Linked DNA regions of Homo sapiens: region 2 is linked to region 1. A link is a contact called in ENCODE Hi-C or POLR2A ChIA-PET data. All regions are on one chromosome and are shown on one strand. Each heading gives the region's core, a stretch centred on a gene start or an enhancer-like site at or near the end of the contact. The rest is flanking DNA. Distances are from core to core; before and after follow the strand shown. Region 1 overlaps PRKCA (protein kinase C alpha). Region 2 holds the start of NOL11 (nucleolar protein 11).

Region 1 (6,925 bases), core at 2,721-5,220:
GCAGCCACGGCCCTCCCATGAAAAAAAATGCCATGTCTTAATCACCCAGAGAATAGACCAGTCTCCCCTCCTCTTCAGATTAGGTTAGTTTAAAATTTTACCTGCTGGGCACGGTGGCTCACACCTGTAATCCCAGCACTTTGGGAGGCCGAGGCAGGTGGATCACCCGAGGTCAGGAGTTCAAGACCAGCCTGCCCAACATGGTGAAACCCCGTCTCTACCAAAAAACAAAAAAAAAAATACAAAAATTAGCCAGTCATGATGGCAGGTGCCCGTAATCCCAGCTACTCGGGAGGCTGAGGTAGGAGAATCACTTGAACCCGGGAGGCGGAGGTTGCAGTGAGCCGAGATCGCACCATTGCACTCCAGTCTGGGTGACAGAGTAAGACTCCATCTCAAAAATAAATAAATAAAATAAATAAATAAATAAATAAAATTTTACCAAGCAAATATCAAAACCTCCTATCAGTGATTAAAGTTCAAGTCTGTATTGAAAGCATCCATCCAATGAACAGAAAGAGTGCATCTTTAAATGGACAGCTCATTTTCCTTTCTTTCTGTTAATATCTTTCAATCACATATGAGTTAAGATTCATTTTAAGTTTTATAGGCATACATCTGCATTAGCATGCAATCAGTATGGTGTATTTACACTACATGAGTGTGTTCATATGGATGATGTAGTGTAATATATCATAGGCTGAAATCCTGTAATTGTTCTGATGTTCTTAATGCCTGACTTAATCCTTCTCACTCTTATTTCATTTTTTCTCATTTTTTAATGTTTTCCCAACTCAATCGTTGCAATCTAATCAACCATTCTATCCCCAAACTATGGAGGGGAATTTTGCAACTTGCATGTAAATGGTTTTAAAAACCTGGTCTATTATTGTCATTTCTGATAGCGCCACTCTCTTCTGGGAAGCTGGTTAGGGCCACACACCAGCTGTGCTCTCAGCGTATTGCCTGTGTTCGTAATTAAAATCAGCCCAAGATTGTCGCAGTGCTTTTATGTTCGCATTAGATCAAACTGGAAAATTTAAACCCTCAAATGCTCGGGTGGAGGATTTGCAAGGGGAGAAACCCTACTCCCCGACCCCAAGCTGGAATCCACATCTAATGCTCTCTCAAAAACACTGTCCTAAAGACAGCATCTAATAAATAATGTTTTTAGAGTTTCTCATCTCTAGAACTTGTATCTCACCCTGCAGATGTGCCTGTTAGAGGAACCACAGGAGATTTGTGACCTAGAGATACTGGAAATGAGAAAGAAAAAAAATATTCCTTGAGGTTTCCTAAGTCTTGCAGAGTGTGGTAAATACTGTGTGTGAAAACTGCCTTTCAAGGCTTCTGTTGTTACTGCCCCCCCTCCACCCCGCCCTTGTCTGTGTTTGAAAACCCTGTCCCATGATTCAATGCAGGGTGTTGACTTTGGATACACATCTCCAGAGGCTGGCCACACCTGAATACACTGAGCCTCTGTGCAACTTCTTCCTGTGGAGTAAAACCCTCCAGCATTCTCAGAGGAAAGAGGCACCTCTTGATCACTCCAGGAGGTGGAAACAGTTCCTGTTTAAAAACCAAGTAAACCCCTCTCATTGCACCCCCTGCTACTTCAGAGGAACACCTCCATTCTGATGGAAGGAACTCGTACTTGGGTCCTGGAACCCTATTTGGGACCCAAACCTCTCCCACTTGTGTGGCCTGACGTGCCTGAGTGCTGTTTGTGTCCTTTTTATTATGTTGAAAACTTTGTTATTCCAAAGAAACATCTGAATCACAGAGCTTAGTTTCCCAGCATGTCGGAAAGCTGGGTGCTGGTGTAAAAAACTCAGATGTGGCTGAAAAGGGAAGTAATGAGAGGGGAGAAAAATAAGAAGAAAGAGTTAGGGTGAGGCTTTCACCTCCCTGGGTTCTTGCCTGGCTCCTCCTAGCTCTAATGAAGGGCTGTCCCTGTCCCCTTCTCCTTAAAGACTGTCCCTCTTCTCCCACCTGCTGGGCAACGTGGCTGTCACCTCGTCATTCCAAGAAGGCAGCAGGGTGTGGCGAGGAAGTGCCACACTGCCTGGGTTCAAGGGTTCAAATCCCAGCTCCAATATTTCATAGCTGTATAGCCTGGAGCCATGCAGCTCATCTCTCTTGCCTCAGTTTCTCCAAGTCTAAAATGGAAATGGTAAAAGGACCAACCTCCTAGGGATGTTGGGAGGATTAAATGAGTAAGTATGGAAGGTGCCTAGAACAGTGCCTGGCTAGATTTGTGTTTGCTGCAGTCATTACTCAGCCTTTTCTCTGCCTTCCATCCCCAGGAATTATGAATTACAGAGTTTTCCCTAATGGAGGTGTCACTGTGCATTGCTGGTTTCCAAGAAGCCATTGCCAAGTTAAAGTGAACCCTTTGTTGTCCTTTTTTTTTTTTTTTTTTTTGAGATGGAGTCTCACTCTGTTGCCCAGGCTGGAGCGCAATGGTGCAATCTTGGCTCATTGCAACCTCCACCTCCCGGGTTCAAGCAATTCTCCTGCCTCAGTCTACCGAGTAGCTGGGACTACAGGCACGCGCCACCATGCCCGGCCAATTTTTTTACTTTTTGTAAAGAAGGGGTTTCACCATATTCACCAGGCTGGTCTTGAAGTCCTGACCTTGTGATCTGCCTGCCTCGGCCTCCCAAAGTACTGGGATTACAGTCGTGAGCCACCGCATCCGACCTCATTGTGCTTTCTAAACCACTCCCGGGCCCCAGTTGGGAGACCCCGGTTGTACATTAGGTACAAATAACCCATCAGATAGGAATCTGCTCCCCGTACCCCACCCTACTCCCACCTGCAGCAGTGAAGCAAGGCCATCTTGAATTCATTTAAGAACAGAGATGAGAAGTGTCAAGTCAACAAAGTCTCTTTTCTGACATGTTTTGTGTTGGTGCTTATTATGTTTCCTGTGTGGTTTTGTTATGAGGACAAGAAACAGGCTACTCTACCTGAGAAAGAAAATGTCACCCGCATGTTGGAAATTCACCCTGACCCAGGCAGTGATAATAGCGTGCCACCGCTCGCTCACACCTCTCTTCAAAGTGGCTTCCTTGGCTTGGTCATGAGCTAATCTTTACCTTGTGGCTTTTTCTGAAAATAGACTTGTCAACACTCAGTCCGAGTCTGGCCCCCAGTCACTGGTTTTCTCTGTTGACAGGCTGCAAAGAATCATGCAGGAAGGGCTCTGTCCATGAATTCCCAATGGTCATGGGTGGTCAGCCAGCTCAGAGCTGATGGTTTGGGTGGGGGCAGGCAGGACACAGCCATAGTCTCAGCTCTTACTAGGGGTATTCGTTTTGTGACTCACATTCCCCCAGGTGCTCACAGCCTGTAGATACCCTTAGGGTCACAATAATTGTATTAATTTAGACTCCCTGGCTCTCTCCTGGCCCATTGACAAAACCTCTGTTCACTTCCAAAGCCCAGCAGTTGCAGCTGGGAGATCCCAGGAGTATCTCGTGCGGTGGTGAAGTGATCCGATCACACACCTTTCCTCTCCGGTGTGAGGCCCTCTGCTTTGAGGCCACTTGCATCCCAGCCATGTTCCCCCCCACCCGCTGCTTCCTTTGGGGAGAATGCCCCCTTGTGAGTCCACGCCCCCCTCAAGCTGCCAGGCCTCATGCATGGGGCCAGAGAGCTAGGGTGCAAATACCATGTGTAAAGGGAAAAGTGTCCTGACCTCAGCTGCCCTTGTGCCCTCAGGCCTGTGCCCACCGTTGGAGACAGGAAACACCTACCTCCACCTTGCCCTCAGGCAGCCCCTCCTGCTGGAGACCAGCTCCTCAGTCCTGTCCAAGTCCCCTGAGGGCAGCTGGGAAGCCCCTGTCTTTTTAGGAGAGGTCTCACTGTTCCACCCCCTCGTCTCTTCCCCCTTCCTGGAATGGAAATTTGTCTTCTGACGCTGCCACCTGGCAGCAGGCGATGGCTGTGGCGAGACTACTCAGAATGGCAGCAGCCACCAGCCCCGAGCTCTGATCACTCCCTCACCACTGCAGGATGGCGAGGCTCCCAAGCCTGCAGGACGAGAAAGGGAGTGTTGACCCATTTTACAGATGAAGAAACAGGCCTCAGAGAAGTGTGCAGTGCCTTTACTGGTGTCCCAGACCGCTGCTGGCAGACCCCAGATCCCATGCTTGTCACCTTCCTGAGCGCCTAGTGAGCTGCCTGACACAGAGGGCCCAGAGAATAGCCCAGAACAGTGCAGCTGCTGCTAGCCTTGGAAGCAGGTGTCCCATTGAGCTATAATTAGGCCCCTTGGTTTTAAAAACTGGTGTGGATTAAAAAGGCTCAGTGAGGGTAGGATGAAATCAATGATTATGGAAATATTGTGCTAAATTTAATGACAGTCGGCCCTGCTTTCAAATTGCTTGCTCCTGTCAGAGACATTTTATAAAAATTTTCCGTTGAGTAGTTGAGCAGTGTATCCAGCATTTCGGGGATAGGATGTGTTTTGTTTTTTGGTTTTTTTTTTTTTCTCTGTGAGGATGCCCAGTCATCCTGTTTTTCCTTTCTGCAGCAGCTGCACAGCCATGGAGGGAAGGCTCTGGAACCTTCTTCCTTGGGGAACTGGGTTTTATTGCCAGTTATAGCTTGGGTGCGTTTTTTGTTACTGTTTTTTATTGACTTCAGGAGCTGCTGTTCTGTGCTCGCTTAGCTTCAATTGGATTTTCCCAGAAGTGGCTTTTTCATTGAACTCTGCCCTCGTGTAACTGTCGTTACTTCTCACTATTTTCCAGGTCGTTCTTTGTTTCTAAGATAAACACCGTGGCTCCCTCGGACCACTCCAGGGCCCCCTGCAGCCCTCACTGCCTCCCTTCCCCCCAGGCCCTTTCTTGGATCTGTGGCTTGCAGAGTCTGCACCCAGTCAAGGGTTTGGAAAGATTCGGGAGACACAGAAAGGCCTACAACTGTTTGGATCTTTGTTTTCTAGAAATAGAGCACCCAGAGATCTTAAAACCCACTTTTGGCATCTGTAGTTCCGTTGGCACTCTATAGTTCCGTTGGCATTTTGCAAAGTCCTGGCACTTACGTGAGTGATTCAGGTCATCTACTATAAAGGATACAGTTTTTTTTTTGCATCTGCGTAGATACAATTTTGTGTCTTGTTTGTGCCATCTTGCCCCATTTACTGGGACTTCACCTCGGTAAGGCAGACTAGTGAATCTTAGGTGGATCTCTGCTAAAAGATCCCAGCCAAACTGCAGTTGCTTCAGAAACTGAATACCACAAGAGGGCAGTAAAGATTTGCAAATGAAAGATTCCATGACACCTGCACACAACAAACAGCAATCAACTGTTGCCTGGATGTCTTTACATTTTAGTGGACATAGAGATGAGATCACCACCTTGTGCTCCCCATTGCTTCTTGGCTTTAGAGGATCTTCAGTGTGCTGCAAAGAAGTCAAGGGTTTCCCAAGAGCTGGATGGCTCCTTCAGTCTATTCTTGCTTGCACTGGGCCCCAGCCCATTTTCTATCTCCCCGGGTTTTTTTTTTTAGCACCAGAGAATTACCCACTTCGAAGCCATGTTGCTGACAGTCTGAAAAACTATTTACTTTGATGATGTTTCTGAGTTCATGTGATTCTTGACCCTGCCACAGCCAACCCATAAAGCCAGTGTGGTGGTAATTCCAAAGGGGAGCATTCGAGCAGGAAAAGGAATAGGTTTCCAAAAATGATTAAGTGCCCAAAGTTCTCGAACAATGCTATGTCATGGCTGTTGCAGTGCGCACTGGGCCTTCCTCTAAGCCGGGCATCAGACGCAAGTGTGCCATCAGCTAGCTCCCTGGTGGGAGAAAAACATTGTTGCAGATGGAAAAACTTAAGGTCATTGGTGGGGAATCCTCATGTAAGCCTGGAGATTTAGCAATTGGGGAGAACGCGGTACAAGGGCAAACCGCCTTTCCAGGAGGTGTTTAGCAGGTGAGACAAGGCGTGCACCACCAAGATTAGCGATCCTAACAGATGTGTCAATTATCAACAGACAAATCTGGGAAACAGGGAAAAATTTGGTTGGCTGCAAAGAAAATCACACACCGGGATACTAGAGGTGAATATTATGTGGTATGAAAAGAACCAAGCACTTCGCAGTTTCCACATCTGGCAAAGTGCCAACACGTCAGGGTCCCACGTTTCTCCTTGGAGAATGGCTCAGTTGCCATGACAACGGAGGCCCTCTCGCTGCCTGTGAATTTATTTTAACCGTGGCAACAGCCAAAGTGGGTGTGTCCATGAAAATATTTCTTGTTAAGAAAACGATTGAATGTGTTGCCCTTACATTTTGCTCTGCTGAATACATACTTCATTCACCACCATTGTATGGCTGCAAAATTTCCTTTTCCTGTGCTGCCTGGCATAGCAAGCATTGTGGAAGAGCCTGAATAGTGATTTAATTCTAGTGCTCTTGAGATTCTTAATTGTCGCTGTTGTGATAGATTAAGAAGATACAGACATTGTACTGAAATCTAACTGCAAATGAGGATGAGTGATTTGAGAACCTGCGTGATACAGGGCAAGGGTCATCGAACTGCAATCCACAGCCCAGACCCCAGCGGCTGCCTGTCTTCACCATTAAGGCTTTATTGGAACACCTTCCCTCCTTTACTCACTTTTGCAGCTTTCGAGCTACAATGGCAGAGTTGGAGAGTTACAACAGAGACAGTATTTGGCCCACAAAGCCACAAATATTTACTATCTGGACCTTTACAGAAAAAGTTTGCTCACCCTCGATGTAGGAGGAAGAGCACTAGGTTCAAAGGCTGGAGTTCTGGATTCAGAGCTCAGGATGGAAAACTGATTTAGACATATCGCGGTGCCCCCTGGGCTCATTCTCCTCATCTGTAACATGGGCAGCCTTGATGAGACTATCCCCAAGTTGCTTTTGAATTCTAAAAGCTCTGTCA
Region 2 (6,508 bases), core at 4,009-6,508, 1.0 Mb after region 1:
TGATCCTTTCAAAACAGAAATCAGACCTTAGCTTAAAACTTTTTTTTTTTTTTTTTTTTTTTTTTTTTAGGCCAGGCGCAGTGGCTCACGCCTGTAATCCCATTACTTTGGGAGGCTGAGGCAGGGAGATCACGAGGTCAGGAGATCAAGACCATCCTGGCCAACATGGTCTTGATCTCCTGACCTCGTGCTCATGGTCTACTAAAAATGCAAAAATTAGCTGGGTGTGGTGGCAGATGCCTGTAATCCCAGCTCCTTGGGAGGCTGAGGCAGGAGACTCGCTTGAACCTGGGAGGCGGAGGTTGCAGTGAGCCGAGATCGCGCCACTGCGCTCCAGCCTGGGTGACGGAGCAAGGCTCCATCTCAAAAAAACCAAACAAACAAACATAAAATAACAATTGTTAGTGAGGATATGGAGAAACTGGAACCCTTGTGTACTTCTGACGGAAATGTAAAATTGTGCAGCTGCTGTGCAAAACAGCATGGTGTTTCCTCAAAAAATTAAAAACAGAATCACTGTGTGATCCAGCTATTCTACTTCTGGTTATATAGCAAAAAAAAACAAAGCACGATCTCAAGGGGATATTTGTATACCCATGTTCATAGCAGCGTTATTCACAATAGCCAAGAGGAAGCAATCCAACTGTCCATGAATGGAAGAATGGAGGAGCAAAATGTGGTATATCCATTCAACGGAATATTAGTCAGTCTTTAAAAGGAAGGAAATTCTGACACATGCTACAACAGGATGAACCTTGAAGATGTTGTGCTAAGTGAAATAAGCCAGACATAAAAGGACAAATATTTAATGATTCCATTTATCTGAGCTATGGTATTTAAATTCAGAGAGACAGAAAGTAGAATAGTGATTACCAGGGGCTGCAGAAGGGGGAATGGAGAGTTATTGTTTAATGGGTTCAGTCTGGGAAGATGAAAATGTTCCAGAGATGAATGGTGTGGTTGCAACACAGTGTGAATGTACTTCATGCCATAGAACTGCACACTTAAAAATGGTTAAAAGGCCGGGTCTGGTGACTCACGCCTGTAATCCCAGCACTTGGAGAGACCCAGGTGGGTGGATCACTTGAGGTCAGGGGTTCGAGACCATCCTGGCCAATATGGCAAAACCCTGTCTCTAGTAAAAATACAAAAATTAGCTGGACGTGGTGGCGGGCACCTGTAATCCCAGCTACTCGGGAGGCTGAGGCACAAGAATTGCTTGAACCTGGGAGGAGGAGGTTGCAGTGAGCCGAGATAGTGCCATTGCACTGCAGCCTGGGTGGCAGAGTGAGACTCAGTCTCAAAAAAAAAAAGAAGGTTAAGAGCCTGGTGCCGTGGCTCACGCTTGTAATCCCAGCTACTGGGAAGGCCAAGGCAGGAGGATCACTTGAGCCCAGGAGTTCAAGACCAGCCTGGACAACGTGGCAAGACCCTGTCTCTTTAAAAAAAAAAAAAACAAAAAAACAAACAAACAAAAAAAACAGGCCAGGTGCGGCGGCTCATGCCTGTAATCCCAGGTGTGGAAGTCTTTGGGAGGCCGAGGCGGGCGGATCACGAGGTCAGGAGATCGAGACTATCCTGGCCAACATGGTGAAACCCGTGTCTTTACTAAAAATACAAAAAACAAAACAAAACAAAAGTTGCTAAAAAGGTTAAAATGGCAATTTTATGTTACGTACATTTTAGCACAATAAAAAAATTTAAAATATACTCATTGGGTTTTGGCACCACCGGGAGGGCGCTAACATTAGGTTGAAATGTATGCCCCAAAGGATGACAAAGATCTTAGATTCTTCCTCTCTCTCTCTGATTTTTGCTGGGCAGAAAACTTCTTCAGGGGCATATGCCTAAATTCTGGTAATATTGTTCAATTATTTGCTATGGTCTGAACATTTACCGCAAAGGTTTTTTGAGTTTCTGAAACCGAAAAACATATCTTAGAGTATCTCAGATCTTATTTAAGAATCACCACAACTTTCAAATAATATAGAGATTTGGTGGCATACAAATATCTACCATTCACTTTCTTTGCTGAATGGTCCTTCTACGAATATTCCTTTGATGAAGCACTTACTGTACCCCATTCATGCAATGTACACGTCACCAGCTGTCAACCTTCCATGACAAATTTCTAATGGGTAACATCCTCCCTTTTGAATGTGAGCAGGCTTCCCTTCCTACCCATTATATATTTAGACTCATTCATTGTATATTTATCATCTGATTCTATTCTAGGAATTGAATGTGAGAGGCAATATCTTCCCCCAGTCTTCACAGCTAGGCAGCCAAGCAGCATAAACATGACAAACAATCCAGAGAGAACATCCACAACACACAGTAAAATGCACAGGGTCACAGCTGCCTTTGAAGACCAGCCTTAAATGTCTCTAACCAGTGAGGGATAGCCAGACCCTCTTCTTGCTCATTGACCTTGATGGATGCACATTGGAAGTGGAACGCCTCCTGACCCGTTCCTAGCTTAGGCTTGGTTGCAGAAGACTCCTAGTTCCCTTATTATAGCTGGTGTCCTTTCCAGAAAGGATTGTAATCTCCTTTAATAGTTTACCAAACTTAGACTCAAATTTACAGACGAATATGCAAGCACAGTTCCAGCTTTCTCAACCAGGAAGTCTTACTTTCCCTTAATGGATCAAGTCCACGTTCTATTTATTATCCTAGCTTGCAACGTTAAGTGTGACTTATTCAACAAACGTGTATTAAGCTCTTTGTATGGATCACAGACAATTGCTGGTGCCATGAATACGAAAATGTGAAGTGGCCGGGCGCGGTGGCTCAGGCCTGTAATCCCAGCACTTTGGGAGGCTGAGGCGGGTGGATCACCTGAGGTCAGGAGTTCGAGACCAACCTGGCCAACATGGTGAAACCCCGTCTCTACTAAAAATACAAAAATTAGCCAGGTGTGGGGTGGGTGCCTCTAATCCCAGCTACTCGGGAGGCTGAGACAGGAGAATCGCTTGAACCCGGGGGGCAGAGGTTGCAGGTTGCAGAGAGCCGAGATTGTGCCATTGCACTCCAGCCTTCGTGACAAGAGTGAACCTCTGTCTCAAAAAAGAAAAAAAAAGGCTGGGCGCAGTGGCTCACGCCTGTAATCCCAGCACTTTGGGAGGCCGAGGCGGGCGAATCACGAGGTCAGGGGATCGAGACCATCCTGGCTAACAAGGTGAAACCCTGTCTCTACTAAAAATACAAACAAGTCAGCCGGGCATGGTGGCGGGCGCCTGTAGTCCCAGCTCAGGAGGCTGAGGCAGGGGAATGGCGTGAACCCGGGGCGCAGAGCTTGCAGTGAGCCGAGATTGCGCCACTGCACTCCAGCCTGGGCTACAGTGCAAGACTCCGCCTCAAAAAAGAAAAAAGAAAGAAAGAAAGAAAAGCCTTGCTACTGATGGTGCCCTCATCACCTCTCACCTGGTAACTACAATAACTGCGATAGACTTCTAGGGAATCTCCCTGTTGGTGCCCCAGGCGCACTTGCTACTGAGAATGCTCTTAGTTAACTGCATGATCGCTCCCTCCCCTAGTTAACTGCATGATCGCTCCCTCCCCTCCTTCATGCCATCCTCAAAAGATACCCTTGGGCCAGGCACTGTGGCTCTGTAATCCCAGCACTCTAGGAGGCCAAGGGGGGAGGGTCATTTCAGCCCAGGAATTCAAGGTCAGCTTGGGCAATACGGTGAAACCCCATCTTTACAAAAAATACAAAAATTAGCCGGGCATGGTGGTGCATGTCTGTAGTCCCAGGTACTCGGGAGGCTGAGGTGGGAGGATAGCTTAAATCCGGGAAGCAGAGATTGCAGTGAGTTGAGACTGCGTCACTCCAGCCTGGGCGACAGAGCAAGACCCTGTCTCAAAAAAAAAAAAAAAAAAAAAAAGACATCCTCTCAAGGAGGCCTGTGGTCATCCTAGTGAAAATTTCACATACACAGACCACTCCTTCCTCCCCCACACACCCACGCTTTATCTCTCCCTTCTGAGTTTAATGTTTTTCTTCTTACCACCTATCACAAAGTAAGTTATGAAGCATAATAATAAACTATATCCTCTTGATCTCACAACCCAGCCTAAAAATTAAAAGATTATCAGAGTTCAAGATCACCTTGGGCAACAAAGCAAGACTCCATGTCTGCAAAAAATACAAAAATTAGCCGGGCGTGGTGATGGATGCCTGTAGTCCCAGTTATTCGGGAGGCTGAAGCAGGAGGATTGCTTTATTTAGCCCAAGAGTTAGAGGCTGCAGTGAGCCATGATAATGCCACTACTTTTGAACAACAAAAGACCTATTAGCATTATAAAAATAGACTGCATTTGATTCCTTCACAGTAGCTGGATATTCTCCTTTTGCCCATGTCGTCATGTTGGGGCAATGAGAAACAACACACATGGCGATCTGGTGGATGCTTAAATCTAAACTGAGGCACTTTGTCACACTGGGTACATTTGTTTAGTAATTGCCTATTAAATGGTTTCTCCCTAAGAACATCACAATTTATCTTTACTTATTTATTTAACATTATTGATTGAATCTGCCATGCTTATCTGAGAAACATACATTTCTCCCGGAAATAAAAACCTTGCCAAAAATCACACAGGGGACCTTCAACTTCACCTTCATCAAACTAGTCTGAATTTCCTGTAAGCTGAGGAGAGATTTTCCCCACTGGGGCTCAGAGAAGGGGAGTCAGAGAACTCAGAAGGCCTGAAAGACTGAAAAGACTGGAGATCTCTAGAGGGTTCCAAGAAACTTGGGGGGAATTAAGCATTTCACGTAGGAACAGCACGTTATTGGGAGTTTACCTACAGAGATAAATATTTTTTCTTTGGCAGATCGTTCCACAAGGCCATGGATGGAATTCCTAGGGAGTTCCCTTGCAATTAAAAAAAAAAAAATCTAGCTTATTTATATTCGACCACTCCCTAGACCCATCTACAGTCTCTCAAGTCCCCACCTAGAACAGCACGCAGCCGATTCAGGACCCAGTAAGCAGCACTTCCGCGCCTACCCTATCCCTTCCTGGAGCACATCCGGGACTCGGCGAGGCGTGGTCTCGGGAGGCGGAGTCTGACGCAAGCCGGCCCAGCCCACCTGGCTAAATTCACAGTCGCGCTCGCTCCTTCCGCCCGCCAGAGGTCGCAGGCTGCGAGAGCAGGTTCCTGGTTTGGCAAGCACTCGCCCCCTCAGGCCCGTTCATTCTCGCGAGAGAAAGCGCGAGGCCTGCCGGGAGTGAGCGCGGCCGTACTTAGGTTTGCTCAAAATGGCAGCGCTGGAGGAAGAATTCACGTTGTCTTCGGTAGTCCTGAGCGCCGGGCCTGAAGGACTCCTAGGCGTGGAGCAGAGCGACAAAACAGACCAGTTTCTAGTGACAGACAGCGGCAGGACAGTCATCCTCTATAAGGTGAAGGCAATAGGTTTGGGAGCGCCCCGACTGCCTTCTCGCCCCTTTCTGAGCGCGGAGCTCGAGCTCAAGTTTCTCACAGCTTCAGAAAGAGATCGTGGAGAAGGCTTAGCAGAGAGCCGGCTGGGCCTGTTGGGGACGCTGAGTGAGGTCTGGAATCTGGCTTGCTTGCCTTCCTGTAAAGGCATATTTCCGACTTGCAGGGGCAGAGCGTCTGAGTGCACGTGGGTTAGACTCGGAAAAGAAAGAAAACCTGTGCTTTTGCTTCGGAACTCGCGGAATTGGCCTTGCTAAGATTCCCTCCTAGGGTCTTTATTATCTTAGCCGCCCGCGGGAGGATGGAACGGAGATTGGTTGGGCGGGAGAGGATGACACTGACAGAGTGGGAATAGTGGTTTAGCCGTGTCTACACTTCACACCCCTCTCTTTGTAGGGGCGGGGACAATTTTAGAGAGTGAGGGACTTTCTTGATAGCTCGCTAAGAATCTTGCCTCCAAGTGAGTTGTCTGTTGGCATCTCTGATTCACGCTGGGAATCCTGGAGTTGAGTCCTGGGAAAATCTGCAAGCCCTGCCCCCATTTCAGCCTAAAGCCTGATAGAGAACACTTTCTAACCTTGCTTTTGGTGGTCGCATAGAAAGCAGTTACTTTTCTCTGGGCTGCTGAACATAGTTTTCCATGTTTTAAAGAAGTTAGGTATCTGCTTTGACGTTTTGAGAACAGGTTGCTAACAGCTCCCTGTGCCGTTTTGACTCTGCTAACTCTATTGGGTTTCACTTGGGATGTCAAGTAGATTTGCAGTTTTGCAGCTCCTGCATAGGAATACAATGGCAGATTGGAATTGGATAGACATGATCCCAGATGTCCCTACTTAATTTCCCATGCCGCTGTTCAGAGGCATAACTTCCCATGCAGAGGCATAATATAATCAATTTTTAAATGTACTATTGTTTTTTTAACAAAGGGTTGCTTATTTACTTATTTAGGAACTTAGTTATATTTTCATTTTAACTACCCTTTTAGAGGTTTGGCCGGACGCGGTGGTTCACGCCTGTAATCCCAGAACTTCGGGAGGCCCAGGTGGGTGGATCACTTGAG

The links. Hi-C counts contacts between places; a loop is a spot of excess contacts on that map. ChIA-PET counts read pairs that join two places held with the same protein, here RNA polymerase II (POLR2A). Pooled maps may share reads with other maps.
Region 2: a loop to region 1 is called in a pooled map, with 19 times the contacts of the local background. The contact joins the promoter of NOL11 here to the enhancer-like site in region 1. A Hi-C loop is called at or near these places in 5 of 37 single-sample maps with no recorded cell type and 5 of 50 pooled maps. POLR2A ChIA-PET finds 5 or more read pairs at or near these places in 1 of 52 experiments (PC-9).

Annotation. Positions count from the first base shown.
Region 1 is chr17:66,710,646-66,717,570 of GRCh38, forward strand. All of the region lies in intron 8 of PRKCA (protein kinase C alpha), which reads left to right. Among named protein-coding and RNA genes, the nearest start is that of MIR634, 73 kb to the right of the region's middle. RefSeq lists enhancers at 3,158-3,217, 3,848-4,544. Within about 2 kb of position 3,971, at least 6 of the 41 ENCODE cell types and tissues checked have a DNase peak (open chromatin) inside an H3K27ac peak, as active enhancers do.
Region 2 is chr17:67,712,678-67,719,185 of GRCh38, forward strand. It overlaps NOL11 (nucleolar protein 11), which reads left to right and starts at 5,259. Exons shown (of 18, transcript NM_015462.5): 1 at 5,259-5,411. The coding sequence starts at 5,271. LOC101928045 (a long non-coding RNA gene) reads right to left here and starts at 5,001. Exons shown (of 4, transcript NR_188294.1): 1 at 4,965-5,001. RefSeq lists enhancers at 5,170-5,249, 5,320-5,509, 6,432-6,508 and a silencer at 5,780-5,869.